Regions from separate parts of the Homo sapiens genome. Here region 2 is linked to region 1. A link is a loop called in an ENCODE intact Hi-C map of the cell type or tissue named here. Cell type or tissue: gastrocnemius medialis. All regions are shown on one strand. Each heading gives the region's core, and the rest is flanking DNA. Links, peaks and the distances in the headings are about the cores only.

What was found. Hi-C counts contacts between places; a loop is a spot of excess contacts. Peaks named below come from ENCODE experiments on the same cell type or tissue, not always from the same donor. Only the 100,000 strongest peaks of a DNase experiment are listed, where the experiment ranks them.
Region 2: a loop joins it to region 1, with 3 times the contacts of the local background. A loop is called at or near these places in 16 of 110 quality-filtered maps.

What each region holds. Positions count from the first base shown.
Region 1 is chr3:48,735,497-48,746,197 of GRCh38, reverse strand. It overlaps a transcript of PRKAR2A not described here. Among named protein-coding and RNA genes, the nearest start is that of IP6K2, 24 kb to the right of the region's middle. RefSeq lists a silencer at 8,563-8,652. In gastrocnemius medialis, for the core only: CTCF peaks have their summits at 6,079 (motif pointing right) and 9,093 (motif pointing left); DNase peaks (open chromatin) are centred at 5,667 and 6,027; H3K4me3 peaks cover 1,113 bases; H3K27ac peaks cover 6,464 bases.
Region 2 is chr3:48,945,370-48,957,853 of GRCh38, reverse strand. The region is part of intron 3 of ARIH2 (ariadne RBR E3 ubiquitin protein ligase 2); the gene reads right to left. Among named protein-coding and RNA genes, the nearest start is that of ARIH2OS, 32 kb to the right of the region's middle. RefSeq lists an enhancer at 11,574-11,743. In gastrocnemius medialis, for the core only: a CTCF peak has its summit at 5,154 (motif pointing right); no DNase peak of the experiment used is centred there; H3K4me3 peaks cover 351 bases; H3K27ac peaks cover 3,235 bases.

The DNA of each region.
Region 1 (10,701 bases), core at 2,506-10,505:
GTTATGGAGGTGGGCAAGTCCCAAGATCTGCAGGGTGAATTGGCTAGCTGTAGACCCAGGAGAGCCAATGGTTTAGTTCCAGTTCAAATGTGAAGGCCTGAGATTCAGAAGAGCCAATGTTGTTGTTCTTGTCCAAAAGCCAGCAGGCTCAAGACCCAGGAAGAACCAGTGTTTCAGTTAGCGTCCAAAAGCAGGAAAAAAGACAACATCCCAGTTCAAAGGTGGGCATTCTGTCTTACTTGGGGAAGAGTTGGCCTTTTTGTTCTATTCACGCCTTCGACTGATTGGATGAGGCCCACACACATTAGGGAAGGTCATCTACTTTACTTCTATACCAAATTAAATGTTAATCTTATCCAGGCTGGGCACGATGACTCAGACCTGTAATCCCAGCACTTTGGGAGGTGGAGGTGGGCGGATCACCTGAGGTCAGGAGTTTGAGACCAGCCTGGCCAACATGGTGAAACCCAGTCTCTACTAAAAACACAAATATTAGCCAGGTATGGTGGCACATTCCTATAATCCCAGCCATTTGGAAGGCTGAGGTAGGAGAGTCACTTGAACCCAGGAGGTGGAGGTTGCAGTGAGCCGAGATTGCATCATTCCACTCACTCCAGCATGGGCGACAAGAGTGAAACTCAGTCTCAAAAAAAAAAAAAAAAAAAAAAAACCTTATCCAAAAACACCCTCACAGAAACATCTGGAATAATGTTGGATCAAATATCTGGGCACACTGTGGCCCAGTCAAGTTAACACATAAAATTAGCAATCACAACATGGTATTTGAATGGTTGTGGATGATGTGCAAGGGTATCCTGTATATCCCTTGCCAGGAAGACAAACTCACCAATGAAACCCAGCAGAGCTGGGTATGGTGGCTCACACCTGTAATCCAGGTGCTTTGGGAGGCTAAGGCAGGAGGATCATTGAAGTTTGAAACCAGCCTGGGCAACATAGTAAGACCCTGTCTCTACAAAAAATAAAAAATAGCCTGGCACGGTGTCTGAAAAAAAAAAAAAAAAAGGCTGGGTGCGGTTGCTCATGCCTATAATCCCAGGACTTTGGGAGGCTGAGGCAGGTGGATCATTTGAGGTCAGGAGTTTAAAACCAGCCTGGCCAACATGGTGAAACCCCGTCTCTACTAAAAATACAAATATTATCCAGGTGTGGTGGCGGGTGCCTGTAATCCCAACTACTCAGGAGGCTGAGGCAGGAGAATTGCTTGAACCCAGGAGGTAGAGGTTGCAGTGAACCAAGATTGCGCCACTGCACTCCAGCCTGGGCAACAGAGTGAGACTCCGTTTAAAAAAAAAAGTAGAAAACATCTGTCACTCAATATTATTTACATAATTTCCTTCTCTGTGACATGGCTATAACCAGAACTAGCAAGGATGCTGTGACAGCCCACTGTACCTACAATTTCTTTTCAGGTGACCAAAGGAAGCGCCTTGTTGCAGTTTGATCTTGCCCACATTTGGACAGAGACACCTGCCTGTACCAAAGGGCCAACTGTGGGAGCATATGAAATCTAGGACCCAAGCAACTGGTAGATGGAAATCTTGGGACTCACTAGGGCCCAATAAACTGGTAGCTGAACCCTCTAAAAACCAAAGTGTCTTTGTTTGAAAGCTTTAAAAATTAAATGTCAGCCAGGCATGGTGGCTCACTCCTGTAATCTCAGCCCTTTGGGAGGCTGAAGTGGGAGGATCGCTTGAGCCCAGGAGTTTAAGACCAGCCTGGGCAACATAGTGAAACCGCATCTCTCGCTCTTTTTTTTTTTTAAAGACAGAGTCTTGCTCTGTCGCCCAGGCTGGAGTGCAGTGACGTGATCTTGGCTCATTGCAAGCTCCACCTCCTGGGTTCATGCTATTCTCCTTGCCTCAGCCTCCCGAGTAGCCAGGACTACAGGCGCCCACCACCATGCCCGGCTAATTTTTTTTTTTTTTCAGTAGAGACAGGGTTTCACCGTGTTAGCCAGGATGGTCTCGATCATGAAACCGCATCTCTAAAAAATTTTTTTTAATTAAAAAAAAATTGTGGCTGGGCACAGTGGCTCACGCCTATAATCCCAGCTCTTAGGGAGGCAGAGGCAGGAGGATAGCTCGAGCCCAGGAGTCCGAGACCTGCCTGGGCAACGTAACGAGACCCCATTCTCCACCAAAAGGAAAAAACAAAATTGTGGTTTTGTTTTCGTGGTAGTACTGCTATGACATAAGACATTCCAGGACAATGTCAAGATCATATCATCCGTAGTCTCAGCCTTGAAGAGGGAACATTACATGAGGACTATGTTAGTGTGTCCTAACAGGAAGCTAGAAATTTGTCCCATCAAAGTTACCTGAATATATTACCTGAGTATATAGTGATAGGGAATCACTTAATTTTATAACAACAATTAAAACAGTATTAAAAAGTGGGAGGAAATTGGGGTCACTTAACAAAGCATCATATTAAGTATAAATTTTGCTTCCTTTACCCATTCTCTCTAGAGACAAATCATGGCCAGTGATACATACTGTTACCTGATTGTTTTCTGATATATAAATAAAATGTGGAGTGTTGGCCAGGTGCTGTGGCTCACGCCTGTAATCCCAGCACCTTGGGAGGCCGAGGCAGGCGGACCATGAGGGTAAGAGATCAAGACCATCCTGGCCAACGTAGTGAAACCCCGCGTCTACTAAAAATACAAAAATTAGGGCGGGCACAGTAGCTCACACCTGTAATCCCGACACATTGGAAAGCCGAGGTGGGCAGAACATGAGGTCAGGAGTTCGAGACCAGCCTGACCAACATGGTGAAACCCCGTCTCTACTGAAAATACAAAAATTAGCCGGGTGTGATGGTGTGCAGTAATTCCAGCTACTCAGGAGGCTGAGGCAGGAGAATCACTTGAACCTGGGAGGCGAAGGTTGCAGTGAGCCGAGATCGTGCTACTGCACTCCAGCCTGGGCAACAGAGCAAGACTCCATCTCAAAGAAAAAAATAAATAAAAGTACAAAAATTATCTGGGCGTGGTGGCATGCGCCTGTAGTCCCAGCTATTCGGGAGGTTGAGGCAGGAGAATCGCTTGAACCTCGGAGGCGGAGTTTTCAGTGAGCTGAGATCGTGCCACTGCACTCCAGCCTGGCAACAGAGTGAGACTCCGTCTCAAAAAAAGAAAAAAAAATGCTGAGTGTTGACCAGGAACCTACTAATCAGTTGTGAATTCAGACAAGTATTACCAAGTTCTAACTTGGAATGTTAGAAGTTAGGTCTGCCTAAGCTCATTTGTTCATTGAATAAATCCTGATGACCAGCTGTGAATGTTTCTAACCCTGTGTTTAAACCCCAAGAATTAGCAACAATAATGGTACTGAGATCTATCAGGTGATTCCTGGAGCTTTCATCCAGTGCCCGTGGAGTTTATCCTCCATGTTTCTCTCTTTTTTTTTTTTTTTTTTTTGAGTGCAGTGGCACGATCTCAGCTCACTGCAAGCTCCGCCTCCCGGGTTCAAGTGATTCTCGAGCCTCAGCCTCCCGAGTAGCTGGGATTACAGGCGTGTGCCACCATACCTGGCTAATTTTTGTATTTTTATAGAAATGGGGTTTCACCATGTTGGCCTGGCTGGTCTCAAACTCCTGACTTCAGGTGATCCGCCAGTCTCAGCCTCCCAAAGTGCTGGAATTACAGGCGTGAGCTGCCGCTCCGGGCCTGTTCCTCCACATTTCTGGACTCATGCAGATAGCAGCCCCTCTCCTATCTCAAGGATGATTATGCTTCTAGTGTCTGTTGTCCTTAGTCATGCTACTCTTTTCTCTCTGGGCTGCTGTTGTGTCTTCATAAAATGAGTAACCTAGACACGCAAGCATGTGATGTCCCTTGCTGCTCTACCTTGCATCATACAATTCTGTTTATAGAAGCATTCTGGGGGAGCAGTGAAAGGAGAACAGCTAGTTTTTTGTTTTGTTTTGTTGTATTTTGTTTTGTTTTTTGAGACAGAGTCTCACTCTGTTACCTAGGCTGGAGTGCAGTGGTGTGATCTCAGCTCACTGCAACCTCCGCCTTCCGTGTTCAAGCGATTCTCCTGCCTCAGCCTCCCAAGTAGCTGGGACTACAGGCATGCGCCACCACGCCTAGCTAAGTTTTGTATTTTTAGTAGAGACGGGGTTTCCCTATGTTGGCCAGGCTGGTCTTGAACTCCTGACCTCATGATCCGCCCTCCTTGTCCTCCCAACGTGCCGGGATTATAGGCATGAGCCACTGCGCCTGGCCAAGAACAACTAGATTTAAGATTTGAAGGACTCCCCCCAGGTAGGGACTCCTCAGAAACTGTCATCTTTTTTTTTTTTTTTTTTGAGACAGAGTTTCACTCTTGTCGCCCAGGCCAGAGTGCAGTGGCACAATCTCGGCTCATTGCAACCTCTCTGCCTCCTTAGTTCAAGTGATTGTCCTGCTTCAGCCTCCCAAGAAGCTGGGATTACAGGCACCCACCACCATGCCCAGCTAATTTTTGTATTTTTAGTAGAGACAGGGTTTCACCATGTTGGCCAGGCTGCTCTGGAACTCCTGAGCTCAAATGATTCGCCCGCCTCAGCCTCCCAAAGTGCTGGGATTGCAGGCGTGAGCCACTGCGCCCAGCCAGAAATTGTGATCTTTATGCTAGTTATTCTAAACATCATGAGAAAGTTTGGCCAGCAATGCATTTCTGGCCTCAATTGCCTTCTGTGAGGTCAGGTGCTAGGAATCAAATTTTTCTGAAGGTGTCTCTTTTTTTTTGAGACAGAGTCTCGCTCTTGTTGCCCAGGCTAGAGTGCAATGGCGTAATCTTGGCTCACTGCACTTCGCCTCCCGGGTTCAAGCAATTCTTCTGCCTCAGCCTCCTAGTGTAGCTGGAATTACAGGCATGTGCCACCACGCCCAGCTAATTTTGTATTTTTAGTAGAGACCTGAGGTGATCCGCCCGCTTCGGCCTCCCAAAATGCTGGGATTACAGGCGTGAGCCACTGCGCCCAGTTGAAGGTGTCTCTTATGTGTGAATTTTTTTTTTTTTGAGACAGTCTTACTCTGTTGCCCAGGCTGGAGTGTGCAGTGGCGTGATCTTGGCTCACTGCAACCTCCTCCGCCTCCCGGGTTCAAGCAATTCTCCCGCCTCCACCTCCCGAGTAGCTGGGATTACAGGCATGCGCCACCACGCCCAGCTAATTTTTGTATTTTTAGTAGAGATGGGGTTTCACCATGTTGGCCAGGATGGTCTCGAATCCCTGACGTCAAGTGATCCACCCATTTCGGCCTCCCAAAGTGCTGGGATTACAGGTGTGAGCCACCGCGCCCAGCCACTTACAACATTTCTAACCCTCCCTCTCACTTCTTCCCAACCAGAATCCTTGATCTTGTGGGCATTTCTTTCTGTTCTATAAAACCATTTATCTGGCATGTCTTTCAGTACACAAAGTTAGGCGTGCCCAGCCCATTTGTACACCACAGGGCAGGAGGCTAGCCAGGCTACAGTATGAGACCAGAGGATTGGCACTACCCACTAGGAAAACCAGCAGGACTCTTCACCAGTCAGTCTATGCTGATAGGCAGACAAATGCACATTTGACAGGCAGCTATTGGGGAAGGCTGCTGAAACAGAAGATACCAGCCAAATCCCCTGTAGCCTTCTTGGCCATGGGCCTACCCCTTCCTCCCTCTGCAGAACTGCACTGAGCCAGGGGACAAAGGTCACTGTGTACTCTGCTATAAGCCAGGATCCAGCAATACCCTTTCTGGCTAGGTCCTCCAACTCCCGGAAGGAGGGGAGGTGTGTGCAGTTGTTTTTTGTCTGCTAAACAGATAAAAAGGAGCTAAAATCTAGACCCACCAGATAAGCAAACCAGCACTTTAGAGTATAACATCCAGTGATGGTCAAACTGTTCACTTTCATTCTGAAACTGCTGGCGTGGGCACGAGTGGACAGCTGCAGTACACACTCCCATGTCTGCTGTGAGCTGAGTCTTGGCCTGTGGCCAGGTAGGGAGAAGGCCTTTGGGACGGGTAAGCCTGGGACGCGGGACATGCTGGAAGCACGCGTGAGTGGCAGTACTGCATTTTGCCACTTTGGCCAGCAGGGGCCGGGCTGTCCTGGAGCTCCCAGCATCCTGCCCCAGAACTGTGCAGCCGGCCCCAAGCCCAGGGTGACAAATGAGGCTGCGCGCTGGCTCAGGGCCCCCGCTGACCTTCCAAGTCTCAGCCCAGACCCCACACGAGGGGTTGTTCTCCAGGAAGCTCCAGCCTTGGTGGCACTGGGTCCCTGAGCTCTTTTCCAACCAGAGCATAGCTGGGTGGAAGAGCATGTGACCCTCAGACTCTGAGCTTGGGGCGCTGCACCTCCCTCGGGACTCAAGATGGTTCCACCTGGCTGACAGCTCCTGTCTCAGTCTAGCCAGACAAAAACGGGTTGGGACCCTCATCCTGGGCCTCCGCTTGCAGCTGTGTACGAAGATGGCAGGCTTATGGGAGGATGTCCACTCCCACTGACCCTGGCATTGCCTGAGTCCCTTGCCTACCTGGGCTGGGCCAAGACCCAACTGCAATCAATTGTCTGGGGTCCACTCGCTGCTGTGGTCTCTGCCTTTGTGCTCACCTCAAGGTTTGTATCTCTGGCTTACAGCAAAAGCAGCCCCCACCCCTAACGCAGAGCTGGCCTCACAACTGAAAACCGGGAAGGCCCTCACTTGGCACTGGGGAACTAGTTCAAGGGCCAGGTGCATGCAAGGGCATATTAAGAGTGCAGGGGTGGGGCCCACTGACACTGGGCGGGCTTCTAGCACAATGGGAATACCTCAGCTGGCCCCTCCAGCTTTGTCCTGCCTGGACGTGCTGGGGACAGGGTGTGTGTGTCCAGGATATACTAGGAACCCTCCCAACCCTGGCCTTGTGGGATCCTTTTCTTGGTAATTTTCCTGTCTTTTGTTCTGGAAAAAAAAAATCTAGGAATTATTTGCCACCAACCCCTCTCTGCATGGCCCACGTCCCAGGGCTGTGGGTGCAGCTGAGGGTCATCAGAGACCTTAGCCCCACCTCTGCCCGAGTGGGACCATTGTGTTCCCAACTCCGAGCTGAGCTGCCTGTCCAGTTCTTCAGCGCTGGAGGCCCTGGGCTGACTCCAGGCAGGAGGGAGTGGGGGTGAGCAAGAACAGCCAGCGGGTTTAAGGAATGGGCAGGAAAAGGAACCTGGAGTGCAGAAGCACCCCTCTACCTCCTCATCAGACTCTTGCCCCCTCCACCTTTGGAGGTCCTCTTTGGGGATCAGAGGCCCATCTCTGCCAGGGGCCTGAAGACCTACATCCTGGAGGTGAGGTCTGTGCTCAGCATCTCACCTGTACCCTTCATCTCCAAAACCATTGCAGTGCTTGCTGCCTGGCCCTAGAGCCCTGTCCTCCAACCTCTCGCACCTCTGCCTCCCTCAGCAATGACTTGCCATGGGTCAGAAACTCCGGTCTCCCTCTTTGCTCCCCACCATCCTCCTCTAGCTCCTGCCCCATTCTGAAACTTGCCTGTGGTTGCCATTACCCTTCCTCACCTCCCATTCTTGCCACAGCCCATGGCACAGTCCCCAGTGACTTCCGCTGACAAAACCAGTGCACATACTAGCTCTCTGGAATCCCAGCAAAATTCACTGGGATTGACTTCTCCCTCCTGCTTCAAGGACCACATTCTCAGGAATCATTCAGCCCTCCTGGTTTTCCTTCCAGCTCTTATGATCATCCTCATCTCTGTTGCCACCTTTAACTACACATAGTTAAATGTTGGAGTGACCCAAGACTGTACTCTGGGCTCTTCTCCCTCCCTCCCTCCTTAGGGAATTTTGTCAGGAACAGTGTGGCTTTGAGTGTTATCACCATGCTGCTCTCTCTGAATTTATACTTCCAGCTGGGACACTTCACCCTGAACTAGTTGTCCCACTGCTTGACATCTCCACTAAGGCTATGAAACAGCTGTCCCAAATATTGTCTTTTTTTTTTTTTTTCTTGAGATGGAGTCTCGCTGTGTTGCTCAGGCTGGAGTGCAGTGGCACGAGCTCGGCTCACTGCAACCTCCACCTCCCAGGTTCAATGGATTCTCCTACCTCAGCCTCCTGAATAGCTGGGATTACAGGTGCAGGCCACCACGTCCTGCTAATTTTGTATTTTTAGTAGAGACAGGACTTCACCATGTTGGCCAGTCTGGTCTGGAACTCCTGATCTCATGTGATCCGCCCGCCTTGGCCTCCCAAAGTGCTGGGATTGCAGGCATGAGCCACCACACCCGGCCCATCCTCTTATTTTTCATCAGTACTCCCTCTCCAGTTGTACCACCCTTCTGTCCTGAAGAAGTCTCCAACTGCCATCACCTCTAATCTGTCCACTCTCAGATCCCAACTCTTCTTTAAAATCCCTCCAGTGCTTTCCCCTCCTTGGACTTAATACTTGGCTTTAGTCCCAGTCTTAATTACCCTCTAGGATTAACAGCCAGAGTCTTATTTTTGAAATGTGACTTTTGCCACATTAGCCCTCGGCTGAGTGCTCATGTAACTTCCTTCCAGCCTTGCAAAGGCGTAAATGGTCCAGGCCAAGGCCTATCTACTGTCCCTTCACTGCAACCACTGGGAACCTTATGCAAATTTTGCTTTGCTTTTGGTTTTGTTTGTTTTTTGAGACAGAGTCTTGCTTTGTCACCCAGGCTAGAGTGCAATGGCACAGTCTCAGCTCACTGCAACCTCCATCTCCCAGATTTAAGCGATTCTCCTGCCTCAGCCTCTCGAGTAGCTGGCACTACAGGTGTGTGCCACCACACCCAGCTAATTTTTTGTATTTTTAGTAGAGACGGGGTTTCACCATTTTGGCCAGGCTGTTCTTGAACTCCTGTCCTAGTGACTCGCCTGCCTCAGCCTCCCAAAGTGCTGGGATTACAGGTGTGAGCCACCATGCCCAGCAGGTTTTGTTTTTTTAATTTAATTTTTTAAAGTGTAGGATATAACAAATACATAAAAGTACATAAAACAAAGATGTTTTGCTCAATTATTTTTCACAGACCAAACAGAAACCCAACACAGATGAAAAACATTCCCAGTGCCCTGCAGCACCCCCTTGTGGCCCACCAGTCACCCCTCCCTACCCTATCCTGAGTTTTAAGATAAGGAGGTCATCACTTCCTTGATTTTCTTAATCTTTCTGTCACCTAAGGATGCCTCTCTAAAGAATTTCTTCGTTCCTCCAGCTAAATATATACCTATAATTAATTGCATAAGAGAGAACCCATCATAACTGCTGTCCTTTAAATCTTTTATCTTTTCCTCTTTTCCTTTCCCTCCCTTCTATCACCATTTTCTGCAACCCATGTTTACAAACTGTATGTTCCCTACTTTTCTCCTGGCTTATATAATTATAAAAGCATACACACGGCCAGGTGCAAGTGGCTCACGCCTGTAATCCCAGCACTTTGGGAGGCTGAGGCAGGTGGATCACCTGAGGTCAGGAGTTAAAGACCAGCCTGCCCAACATGGCGAAACCCTGTCTCTACTAAAAATACAAAAAATTAGCTGCGCATGGTGGCAGGCGCCTGTAATCCCAGCTTCTTGGGAGGCTGAAGCAGGACAATCACTTGAACTCAGGAGGCAGAGAGGTTGCAATGAGCCGAGATTGTGCCACTGCACTCCAGCCTGGGTGACAAGAGCGAAACTCCATCTAAAAATTAAATAAATAATGTTTTTAAAATACAAAAAATTAGCTGGATATGGTGGTGCATGCCTGTAGTCCCAGCTACTCGGGAGGCTGAGGCACAAGAATCGCTTGAAACTGGGAGGCGGAGGTTGCAGTGAGCTAAGAGAGATCACGCCATTGCACTCCAGCCAGGGAGACATCATGAGACTCTGTCTCAAAAAAAAAAAAGCATACACATATTCACACAAAGTGGTTTGTCTTTGTTGTACACATTTAGGTTATTTTGTACATACTTTTCTGCATCTCACTTTTCTTACTCATTCCAACTTTGTGGCAGGCCCTCCAAATGAAGTGGCATTATCCCAGTTCCTTCTTTTTGATGATAATATAAAACCTGTCCACAAATATTTTTATACTCTTCCCACAAAAAGTGGAATCTAAGCTCCCTCTCCTTAAATATGGGCCAGCTTCAGTGACTGCTTCTATTGAATAGAATGGGGCAGAAATTATACTGTGTGATATCTGAATCTAGGTTAGAAAAGTTGATAGAACTAAAACAGGATCCAGATACAGTGACTCACACCTGTAATCCCAGTACTTTGGGAGGCCAAGGTGGGAAGATCACTTGAGCCCCGAAGTTCAAGACCAGCCTGGGCAACATATAGACCCAGTCTCTATTTAAAAATAAAAATAAAAAAAGAACTTAGGTAGGAGGTGGGTACTTGACTCCAGAGGTGGGGCTCGGACGCTGCACTAGATTGAGGACTAGCTAAAACAGGGCCTGGGGAGGAAGAGGCTTTCAATCAGACATACCCACCAACGTGCTTTCAATTTACCATTGCCATGGCAACACCCAGGACTTACTGCCTCTTTCCGTGGCAATGATCCAATGACCCAAAAGTTACTACCTCTTCCCTAGAGATTTCTGCTTAAACAGCTCCTTAATCTGCATGCAATTAAAAGTGGATATAAATATGACTGCAAAACTGCCCTGAGCTGCTACTCTCTGCCCAAGGGATAGCCCTGCTCTGCAGGAGC
Region 2 (12,484 bases), core at 2,066-10,065, 210 kb before region 1:
GTCCCAGCTACTCGGGAAGTTGAGGCAGGAGAATCGCTTGAACCCGGGAGGCGGAGGTTGTAGTGAGCTGAGATCGCGCCACTGCACTCCAGCCTGGGCGACAGCAGAGTAAGACTCTGTCTCAAAAACAAACAAACAAACAAACAAACAAAAACAATGAAGTGATACTGTTTTAGATGAACTCCCTGCTGGAACCTTTTCTTTCTTCTCATACCCAGTGGGGCCCAATCAGCCTTACACCATGCTTTCTGTTCTGACTTCTACATGTCTCATTATGCATGACCACCAAGTCCTAGCAAAGATACTATGCCACCTAGTAACTCAGAGGAATTCTGACCATGTCCAACAGCTGCCGTCTTTTTTCACTACAGATGGGCCCTTTACACTAAGAACAGGGGTCAGGGTTGACTCACAGATCCACAAAGCCCAGAAATGGACTGGACACTGGGTAGCCATTCAACAAATGCTGATTATTAAATGGTATGTCTTTAAGCTGTGGATTTAAAATAAAATTTTGTTGTTTCATTAGAAAGGTCAAGAAGGTTTAACACTGATCTCTTGATTTCAACAGCACCAACAGCCACAGTGAAGCCTCAGAATTAACACACTAGGTAGTGCTCACCTACAGATAACAACATAACCCTCTACTGAAGCCAAGAATTTCCTAATGATTACAAGTCTGATAATGACCAACTCAGAATATCCCAGCAGAGCTGAGTTCTGGTGAGAACAAACAATGTGAAGGGAGATATGCCTACCACTTTATAAAATGGACAGTGGTGAGGTGTAAATCTATTCTTTTAATGGCAACAGCCAAGAGGACATCAATACGTATAGGATAGGCCAGGCACAGTGGCTCGTGCCTATAATCCCAGCACTTTGGGAGGCCGAGGCGGGCAGATCACTTGACGTCAGGAGTTTGAGACCAGCTAAGTTGTGGCCAACATGGTGAAACCCCGTCTCTAATAAAAATACAAGAATTAGCTGGGCGTAGTGGCGGGCGCCTGTAATCCCAGCTACTTGGGAAATCAGGAGGCTGAGGCAGGAGAATCGCTTGAACCCGGGAGGCAGAGGTTGCAGTGAGCCGAGATCGTGCCACTGCACTCCAGCCTGGGTGATAGAGCAAAACTCCATCTCAAAAAAATAAAAAATAAATACACACACACACACACACACACACACACGTCAGCTGTATGCATCTCCCAGCAGCCTTCTGTAAGAGACACTACTGGGATCCCCACATCAAGGTGGGGGTGACTGCCAGGCACAGTGGTTCATGCCTGTGGTCCCAGCTACTCAGGAGGCTGAGGCGGGAGAATTGCTTAGCCCAGGAGTTCAACACCACAGCCAGCCTGGCAACACAGCAAAACCCTGTCTCTTAAAAAAAAAAAAAAAAAAAAAAAAAAAAAAAAAAGTGCCGGGCGCAGTGGCTCACGTCTGTAACCCCAGCACTTTGGGAGGCAGAGGCAGGCGGATCACCTGAGGTCAGGAGTTCGAGACCAGCCTGGCCAACACGGTGAAACCCCGTCTCTACTAAAAATATAAAAATTAGCTGGGTGTTGTGGCGGGCGCCTGTAATCCCAGGTATTCGGGAGGCTGAGGCAGTAGAATTGCTTGAACCCAGGAGATGGAGGTTGCAGTGAGCCGACATGGTACCACTGCACTCCAGCCTCGGTGACAGAGTGAGACTCCGTCTCAAAAAAAAAAAAAGTAAAGGAGATAATTACACATATTAGGTTGATAGTACACAGAAGATTGGAGACTCTCTCTCTCAAAAATCTACTACAAACCTGATGAGATTCTGAGACCACTAATTAAGGGAAAATGTAGTGTCACTGCACCTCATCCAGTAATGGACACCAGGAAGGATCTACAGGAAAGCCAGATTCCCCAGAGTCCTCTGAGCAAAAGCAGCACAGAGATGGAGAAAAACAGTGAGAAAATGATACTCTAGAATAATATATTCTAAAAGGTAGTCTCAGCAAGGAGGCTACCTTCTCCCTGATTTGGGTCACAAGAGAGAACTGACTGAACCCCCATCTCAACTCCCCAGCAGTTTTCCAGAGGAAGCAGTGGCCACCTTGAGCCATCTTGGCCTCCTGGCAGGAGGGCCAAAACAAATCTTCTAAACAATATTAAGCCAGATTAAAGGTAAAAATCTGTCTGAGTACAAACAGCTGAGCTTTCTAAGGAACGAACTAGTATTCACACCATTAGTCTTTAATGCTTGAAAGAGCTCAACAATCCATTTAGAATCTATCACAGTCAACACTTTCATAACTGAGTCCTTCACCCCCTGTCCCCTTGTTACCCTTTATAATTTGTTCAATTGTGAAGAGAAAACCTTTCAGTAGAATCAAGAAGAGCTCTTGCTGGGCTGTTGTAATGAAGGAGCTAACAACCTGTTGGTAGTTAGGATTAAGTATTATCAAGACAACTTATAAAGAAAAGGCCAAATCTTTTCCAAAAGAAAAATGGATCCAGGGTAGTAAACAACCAATGTAAGCCAAAAAAAAAAAAAGACTAATGACTTAGAAGGAACACATGTGACCAATGTGGTGTTCAGAAGAAACTTGCAGTTCTATTAGATCAACATGTAACCAGAGGATTAAAAGTCCTATTTATTTATGAATGCTTTTTCTTTTTCGTTTCTGTTGAGATGGAGTGTCATTCTGTCGCCCAGGCTAGAGTACAGTGGCGCGACGCTGGCTCACTGCAACCTCTGCTTCTCGGGTTCAAGTGATTCTCCTGCCTCAGCCTCCCAAGTAGCTGGGATTACAGGCACTCAACACCACGCCCAGCTATTTTTGGTATTTTTACTAGAGATGGGATTTCACCATGTTGGCCAGGCTGGTCTCGAACTCCTGACCTCAAGTGATCATCCTGCCTCGGCCTCCCAAAGTGTGGGGATTATGGGCATGAGCCACCACACCCGGCACTATGAATGCTTTTTCTATTTCTAGAAACATTAACTGAGGAAAAAACTAGAAATTAAAAACTAGAAAGTTTCTTGTCCAAAAGGAGTCTCAAGATAATTACTGAGTAATCTGAGTCTCTAATCAGAGATAAAAAAGGTATCTATTGTTCCCTCCATATCAAGGGCCAAAAAGGGTACCATTCATTAGGTTACTGTTTCCAGCAAACCCATTCTCCAATTCATTTCCACTATTCCCCAGAGGAAATCTCATCCCTGTTTAAAGAGCAAACCCTAAGATGGTGGAATCTCTTTGACAGTCATTTTGTACATTCACAAAACCATGAGTAAAGAATACTTACAGGCTGGGTGTGGTGGCTCAAGCCTGTAATCTCAGCACTTTGGGATGCCAAGGTGGCAGGATTACTTGAATTCAGAAGTTTGAGACCAGCCTGGGCAAATAGTGAGATCCTATACGTAGAAAAAAACTTTTTTTTTTTTTTGAGACAGAGTCTCACTCTGTTGCTCCGACTGGAGTGCAGTAGTGCGATCCTGGCTCACTGCAAGCTCTGCCTCCCGGGTTCACGCCATTCTCCTGCCTCAGCCTCCTGAGTAGCTGGGACTACAGGTGCCCACCACGATGCCTTAGTAGAGACGGGGGTTTCACAGTGTTAGCCAGGATGGTCTCGATCTCCTGACCTTGTGATCCGCCTGCCTCGGCCTCCCAAAGTGCTCGGATTACAGGCGTGAGCCACCAAGCCCGGCCTTTTCTTTTTTTTGCGACAAAGTCTCGCTCCTGTCCCCACGCTGGAATGCAATGGCGCGATCTTGGTTCACTGCAACCTCCGCCTCCCAGGTTCAAGCGATTCTCCTGTCTCGGCCTCCCAAGTAGCGGTGATTACAGGCACCTGCCACCACTCCCGGCTAATTTTTGTATTTTAGTAGAGAGTGTTTCACCATGTTGGCCAGGCTGGTCTCAAACTCCAGACCTCAGGTGATCCACCCGCTTCGGCCTCCCAAAGTGCTGGGATTACAGGTGTGAGCCACCACGCCCAGCCAAAACATTTTTTTTTTAATTAGCTGGGCATGGTGGCATGTGCCTGTAGTCCCAGCTACTCAGGAGGCTAAGGTAGGAGGATCGCTTGAGCCCAGGAGGTAGAGGCTGCAGTGAGCCATGATCACGCCACTACGCTCCAGCCGGGGTGACTCAGCAAGACACTGTTTCAAGAAAATGAATAATGGCTGGGCGTGGTGGCTCACACCTGTAATCCCAGCACTTTGGGAGGCCAGGTGGGCGGATCATGAGATCAGGAGATCGAGACCATCCTGGCTGACACGGTGAAACCCCGTCTCTACTAAAAATACAAATAATTAGCCGGGCGTTGTGAGGCACCTGTAGTTCCAGCTACTCAGGAGGCTGAGGCAGGAGAATGGCGTGAACCCGGGAGGCGGAGCTTGCAGTGAGCCGAGGTCGCACCACTGCCCTCCAGCCTGGGAGACAGAGCGAGACTCCGTCTAAAATAAAAAATAAAAAAAAGAAAATGAATAATCATGTTTAATAACTATAATACTTTTCAAAGCTTATGGGGTCTAACTGCCAAAATCATAAATTAAAAATTCACAGATTATTCCTGATTTTAATTCAGTTTGGCTCATAATTTGATAAGATGTTGATTTCAATTGATGAATTTCAATCTACTCAGAATTGCTGGCCAGGCGCGGTGGCTTACACCTGTAATGCCAGCACTTTGGGAGGCCGAGGCGGGCAGGTCACCTGAGGTCGGGAGTTTGAGATCAGCCTGGCCAACATAGTGAAACCCTGTCTCTACTAAAAATATAAAAATTAGCCGGGCATAGTGGTGGGCACCTGTAATCCCAGCTACTTGGGAAGCTGAAGTATGAGAATCGGTTGAACTCGAGAAGCAGAGGTTGCAGTGAGCCAAGATCGCGCCACTGCACTCTAGCTTGGGTGACAAGAACGAGACTGCGTTTAAAAAAAAAAAAATTGCTGACAGTAGAAATACTAAGATATTCTTTCTTTATGCACATATACCAGGCAATATAAACTCCCTTGTTGCCAAATTCAAACATTTCTCATACCTTATCTTGCTGACAGAAATCAGACACTTAACTTCCTTCTGCCTTAATGACCCCCTCTTGATCTCTATGATGTCTTTTGCAGCACCTGTTCAGGTACTCTGTGCTCTTCCTCTTGTATCCCCATCTTGCCAGTGGGGGGCACCACATTCCCACTCCTCTCAAGGTAGGACTGTTGGCCTTTTCCTCCACGTCTCACTCTTCCTTAACCACTTTACCCTCTCCCATCATCACCACTCCAGTGTCCAATCTCTAGTTCTTCCTCTCCTCAGCACTCCCATCAGAAGGGCCTCACTCACATGGAAAGGCATCTTAATGTATATCCCTTCCACTCCATCATCCTCAGGATGAGCTTCCTGACACCCTTATGCAACAGTAATAATAACACAATTCTTGCAGATCCCTTAACTCTTGCCAGGATCAGTTCCTACCTTGTTTAAAACCCATCACTGCTCTCCAGTATTGACAGGACAAACTTTATATGCCTTAGTAGAAGAGAGTCTTCAGGACCCATCACCTAATTCCTCCCCACAGCAATTCACTGAATGATTCCAGAACCCCCATATGTTTCTCTTAACTGTCAGCTACCAATAATGCCCTTCTTTGTAGCATACATTTAGAAATTAAAGAACATACTTCTATAGAACCCCTGTGTCAAAGCAGGAATCAAAAGAGAAATTAGAAAATGTTTTGAACTGAATAACAAAAATACTACATAATTTGTGAGATGCAGCTAATATAATGCCTACACAAAAATTTAAAACTATAAATGTATATATTAAAAAAGGTCCAAAAATCAATGACATAAAGATCTAACCTAAGACGCTAGAAAAATTTAGTCACTGCCGTGTATTACAGCTAAAAAAGGGAAGCTAGAAAAAGATGACTAAGTTAAAACGAAGTAAAAAGAAGAAAATAGTAACAATTAAAAAGAGAAAGAAATAAAATCCAAGTAACAGCAAAAATTAACGAAGTCTAAAAATGGATTCTTTAAAAATATCAACAAAGTTGATAAAACAGAACAATTAGGAAAAAAGAGAAAACAAATTATCCATAACAGAGGTAGAAGATGGACCACCCCCTACAATTCTTATAGACATTAAAGGGAAAATAAGAAAATGTTATGAATAACCTAATTCTAATAAAATTGACATCTTAAATGAAATTAACATGTTCTTTGAAGAATACTTACCAACAATGACACAAAATGAAAAAGAAAAACTGAGCAGCTCTTTATATAGTAAAGACATTGAAGTCATGATCGAAACCCTTCCCACCAAGTTCCAGGCCCAGGGATTTTACTGATGAATTCTATCAACACTAATTTTACATAAACACTTTTACAAACTAGAGAAGAAAGGGACATTTCTTCCAAACTCATTTTATGAGGTTAGCATAACCATGATAAAACATAACCAAGAAAAAAAACCCCAATATTCCACAGACATAGACACAAAAATCCTTAATTTAAAAATTTGCCATTGCACTGAAGCCTGGACAAGAGTGAAACTCCACAGGGGGAAAAAAAACACTAATAAATGAATTTATGAATTTACTAAGGTAAAAAAAATACAAAGTTGGCCTGGTACACTGGCTCACGCTTGTAATCCCAGCACTTTCAGAGGCTAAGGCAGGCAAATCACTTGAGCCCAGGAGTTCAAGACCAGCCAAGGCAACATGGCAAAACCCTGTCTCTACAAAAAGTACAAAAAATTAGCTGGGCATGGTGACATGAACCTGTTGTCCCATCTACCTGGGAGGCTGAGGTAGAAGGATCACTTGAACCTGGGAGGTTGAGGTTGCAGTGAACCATGATAGCTCTACTGCACTCCAGCCTGGGTGACAGGGCAAGACACTGTCACAAAATAAAAATTAAAAAAAAAAAAAAAAAGAAGAAGAAAGAAAATACAAAGTCAATATATACAAAAACCAAATGTTAGAATTCAAAGAAAGAGCCATAAAAGTATTTCTATATAGCAGCAAATTGAAAAATTAAGTGGGTGAATTTTAATAATTTATTTTATTTAACCTAATATATCTGAAATTGTATTATTTCAACATGTAACACATAAAAAAGCATTGATAATCTATTTTTATCCTTTGTTTCATTCTAAGTCCAGTCTGTATTTTAGACTTACGGCACATCTCAATTCAAACTGACTGTATTTCAAATGAGCAATGGCCACACATAGCTACCATACCGGGCAGCACAGCTACAGATTTTGAACACAACAATCAAAACCAATCAAAATGAAAATCCCAATCAAAATCACAAGCTTTTTAATAAAATTAATAGTTGATTGCAAAATCTGTAGAAATGTAAAGGATCCAGAATATCCAAAGCAATCTTGAAAGAAAAGAGCAAAGTTGAAAGACTTACACCATCTGACTTCAAGACTTACTATAAAGCTACATACGGTAATCAAGACAGTGGAGATACTGGACTTCATCAAAATTAAGCTTTTACTCAACAGACATCATTTAGAAAATGGAAAAGTAGGAAGCAGAACTAGATGGAGTAAAAAAAGGAAAAAAAGAAAATGGAATAGACAGACCTATAGATCAATAGAACAAAACAGAGTCTAAAAGGAAACTCATACATGTATGGTAAATTTTCAACAAAGGTGCCAATGTAATTCAATGGAGAAAAAAAGTCTTTTCAACAAAGGGTTCTGGAACAACTGAATAATTGTTTATACATAACAAACAAAACACAGAACACAGACCATTACTTCATACCACACAAAAATTAACTCAAAAGAGTTCACATATCTAAATGTAAAACCTAAAACTATAAAATTGCTAAAAGAAAGCACAGAAGAAAATTGTGCCTTAGTTTAGGCAAAGATTTCTAGATATGACACTAAAAGCACAATCCTTAAAAGAAAAATTTTTTAAAAAAAGAAAATAAAGATAAACTGGACTTCATCAAAATTAAGCTTTTACTCTTCAAAAGACACCATTTAGAAAATGGAAAAGTAGGAAGCAGAACTAGATGGAGTAAAAAAAAGATTAAAAAAAAAAGATACAGGTAACAGGATGGGAGAAAATATCTGCAAATCATACATCTGATAAAATAATTCAAACTATGTAAAGAATTCTCTCTTAGAACTCAGTAAGGCACAAAATGCAATTTTTAAAAACAGACAAAGTATTTGAACAGACATTTCACCACAAAAAATAAATGTATGAATAGCAAATAAGCACAAGGAAAGATCATTAATTACATTAGTGGTTAATGACACTAGTCATTAGGGAATGCAAATTAAAACCACAAGGTATTACACACTCACTAGAATGATTATAATCCAGAAGACCTAAAATACCAAGTGCTAACAAGGAAGCAGAGAAACTGGAACCCTTACATAATGCTAGTGGGAATGTAAAGTAGTAGAGCCACTTTGGAAAACAGTTTATTTCTTAAAATGTTAAACACGGCTGGGCACGATGGCTCACACCTGTAATCCCAGGCCAAGGCAGGCGGATCACGAGGTCAGGAGATAGAGACCATCCTGGCTAACACGGTGAAACCCCCGACTCTACTAAAAACACAAAAAACTAGCCGGGCGTCACGGCGGGCGCCTGTAGTCCCAGCTACTCAGGAGGCTGAGGCAGGAGAATGCCATGAACCCAGGAGGTGGAGCTTGCAGTGAGCCGAGATCGTGCCACTGCACTCCAGCCTAGGCAACAGAGCACGACTCCGTCTCAAAAATAAATAAATAAATAAATGTTAAACATACACTTACCATGTGACCCAGCAATCCCACTCCTAGTTATCTATACAAGAGAAATGAAAACACATGGCTATATTAAGCCCTGGCCATGAATGGTCACAGCAGCATACTGCGTAGTAGCCCAAAATTAGAAACAACCCAATGTCCCTCAACTTACAAATGAATGGGTAAACAAAATGTGGCATATCCATACAATGGAAAATCATTATTCAGCAATAAAAGAGAACACACTACTGATGCATGATACAATATGGATGAACCTCAACCATTATGCTAAGAGAAAGAACCAGGTAACAAAAGATTACATATTGTATAATTCAAATTGTATGAAATTTCTAGAAAAGGCAAAACTACTGAGACAGAAGATCAGTAGTCACTTGGGAACAGGGATCAACTATAAATGAACACGGGAATTTTTTAGGTGATGAAATGTTCTAAAACTGGGACTATGGTAATGACTACATAGTTGTATACATTTAATAAAACTCAAATAATGGTACACTTTAAAATGGATGAGTTCGGCCGGGCGCGGTGGCTCACATCTGTAATCCCAGCACTCCTGGGAGGCCGAGGTGGGCGGATCACCTGAGGTTGGGAGTTCCAGACCAGCCTGACCAACATGGAGAAACTCCATCTCTACTAAAAATATAAAATTAGCACTAAAAACACAAAATTAGCCGGGCGTGGTGGCACATGCCTGTGATCCCAGCTACTTCAGAGGCTGAGTCAGGAGAATCGCTTGAACCTGGGACGCAAAGGTTGCGGTGAGCCGAGATCGCGCCATTGCACTCCAGCCTGGGCAACAAGAGCAAAACTCCGTCTCAAAAAATAAAATAAAATAAAAAGGAGGCCGGGCGCAGTGGCTCACGCCGGTAATCCCAGCACTTTAGGAGGCCGAGGCGGGCGGATCACAAGGTCAGGAGATCGAGACCATCCTGGCTAACATGGTGAAACTCCATCTCTACTAAAAATATAAAAAAATTAGCCAGGCGTGGTGGTGGGCGCCTGTAGTCCCAGCTACTCAGGAGGCTGAGGCAGGAGAATGGCGTGAACCTGGGAGGCGGAGCTTGCAGTTAGCCGAGATCACACCACTGCACTCTAGCCTGGGTGACAGAGCAAGACTGTCTCAAAAAAATAAATAAACAAAATAAAAATAAAAATAAAATAAAAAGATAAAATGGATGAGTTTAATGGCATGTAAAACTTTAATAGAGCTGCTTCAAAAATGAGTTGACTGATGGACAGATAAATGATGAAGCAAATGCAGCAACAGATTAGCAATTATATAATCTAGATGGTATAGTATATGAATGTCCACTGTACAATTATTTAAAGCTCTTTCTTTTAAATTTTTCATAATAAAAGGGCGGAAAGTTTGTCAAATTTAATTCAACGGCAATCACTCACATAATCATACGTCACAATATACAAAGGGTTGACCCTTATATTACTGCATCAAACAGTATACTTTGACTTTTTATTTATAATCCTCAAAATAACAAATTCCACTTTACAGTTTTAACACAGTTTTCACTAAGGTTAACTGACTGTATACACTATAGAGTACAGTATAATAGTGCTAGTATAAAGTCATTTCCATATAGGCCTATAATGCTGATAACTTTACAATATTCTCTGGCTTTTTTTTTCCTTTTTTTTTTTTTTTTGAGACAGAGTTTTGCTTTTGTTGCCCAGGCTGGAGTGCAATGGCACGATCTTGGCTCACCACAACCTCCACCGCCCAGGTTCAAGCGATTCTCCTGCCTCAGCCTCCCGAGTAGCTGGGATTATAGGCATGCGCTACAACGCCCGGCTAATTTTGTATTTTTAGTAGAGATGAGGTTATCTCCATTTTGGTCAGGCTGGTCTCAAACTCCCGACCTCAGGTGATCCCCCCGCCTCGGCCTCCCAAAGAGCTGGGATTACAGGCGTGAGCCACTGTGCCTGGCCTTCTCTGGCTTTCTTGATCTCCCTGACCAAGGCTTCTGAGTATTTCACCGGATGTTCTGCTCCCATTCAGCCAGCTCCTTACCAACATCACTTTTCCACAGGCACAGCTTTTAGGCCTGCCTTCTCACTCCCTGGACTGTCTTTGGGCAATCACATTTGTGCCTGCCCCTTAGTATGAACATAAGCCCCAAAGATAAGAACTCTCTCATTTTACCGGGAGCTAGGGAAGGAAAGTGTATGAGCAAGGTAGAAAAGTGGGGGCAAGCATAAAGTTTATTGTGAAGAGTGAAGGGTACCCTCAAGTTTCTGGGTAGTCCAGAGAAGGCTTTCACAGAGTCAAAGATGGGGTCTGAGCAGAGACCAAGCGCAGCCCATGCTCCCACTTTCCCTGAGTCCTCCAAACCTGCACCACAATGGGTTAGACGCTACTGGGGAGCTTTCTTTCCAGCTTGAAATGAGCTCTCTCTCCTCTGTTCTCATTTACCCTACACATTGCTCTGCATTACCCGTAGCCCTCAATCCAATATGGCTTTGTTTTGCCATTGCATTTACAATGTCAATACTCTCAGATGGTTTCCAGATCTTTATTTCAGGAAGCATGTGCTACATGCATGTCAAAAAGGACTTTGTTTATGGTCATTTGTATTTTCCAAAGGTCATGAGCAAACACCTTCTGTCATCCTCTATAGTCTGTTTTTGACTGAAACTCTAAAATGCACAGACTATAGTGGATGACAGAAGGTGTTTGCTCATGACCTTTGGAAAATACTATCTGACACAGGCCCTCAAAACATGTTCAGTAGTTACCACTTGGTTACACTGGCCTAGAAACCTAGAGTAGATGGCTGCTTGGGAGTCAAGTTCTCCTTTCTGTTTTTTAAATGAATAACATAGTAAATGTGTCACACAGTTCTATGCCTGCTTCACAAGCAGGACTGAGGAATGGAGGATGAAGACCAGGGGGAAATTCAGGCTGTGGGCCAATAATGCTAAGATTTTCTCACAGAGATGTAATGAAGTGAATATGAATGCTTTAGTCGCTGTTACTGACGTGGTTAGCAGCATGCAAATCTACAATCTCAGCATTTTGTTCTGGAGGCACTTTCTTCCACAGTCTAAGGGTGTTAGAGACTAGAGAACTGAAATCAAACTGTCAGCTTAGAATGGAGACTACCTTATAAGATAAAACTTTGAATCTCTGTGTCCTCTGACCCGCTTGCTACAAGGAGACGGCTGCAGGGTTCAGGATCTTAAGTAAGGCAATTCCAATAGCAATTTGCTTGTGGGTTTAGACTAGCAATTCTGTGACTTGCTGCCCTACTTCTGTTTCAGCTTTATTCAGTGTAAGCAGATTGTGATATCATTTTTCAGATCACAAATTGCAAGTCCACCTGAAGTTTGTTAATAACAGCCACAAACTTATTTTCTGATTTCTACCAAGTCCCTTCCCCTCCACCGCATTCAAGCAAGTCTTCTATCAGAAGTTTAAATTAGTCATTGGAACAAACATTTGAGTCCCCTGACCACAAAGAACTTAAAATACCAGAGAGAGATCAATTCCTGCTACTGAAGGAAATGGTAAGCACATATGACATTTAGGACCCTTTCTAGCACACAACCAACATCTATCTTCAAAAAAAAGGTTTTGCGAGTTCCAGGAAATTTAACAGTTATTATTTGACACCCCAGAGCACTTGGATAGTACATGTTTATTACTCAAAATAGTGCACAGAACATACTAATTTTATATACGGATCAAGGCACATGCTAAAATAGCCCCTGCTCCTGA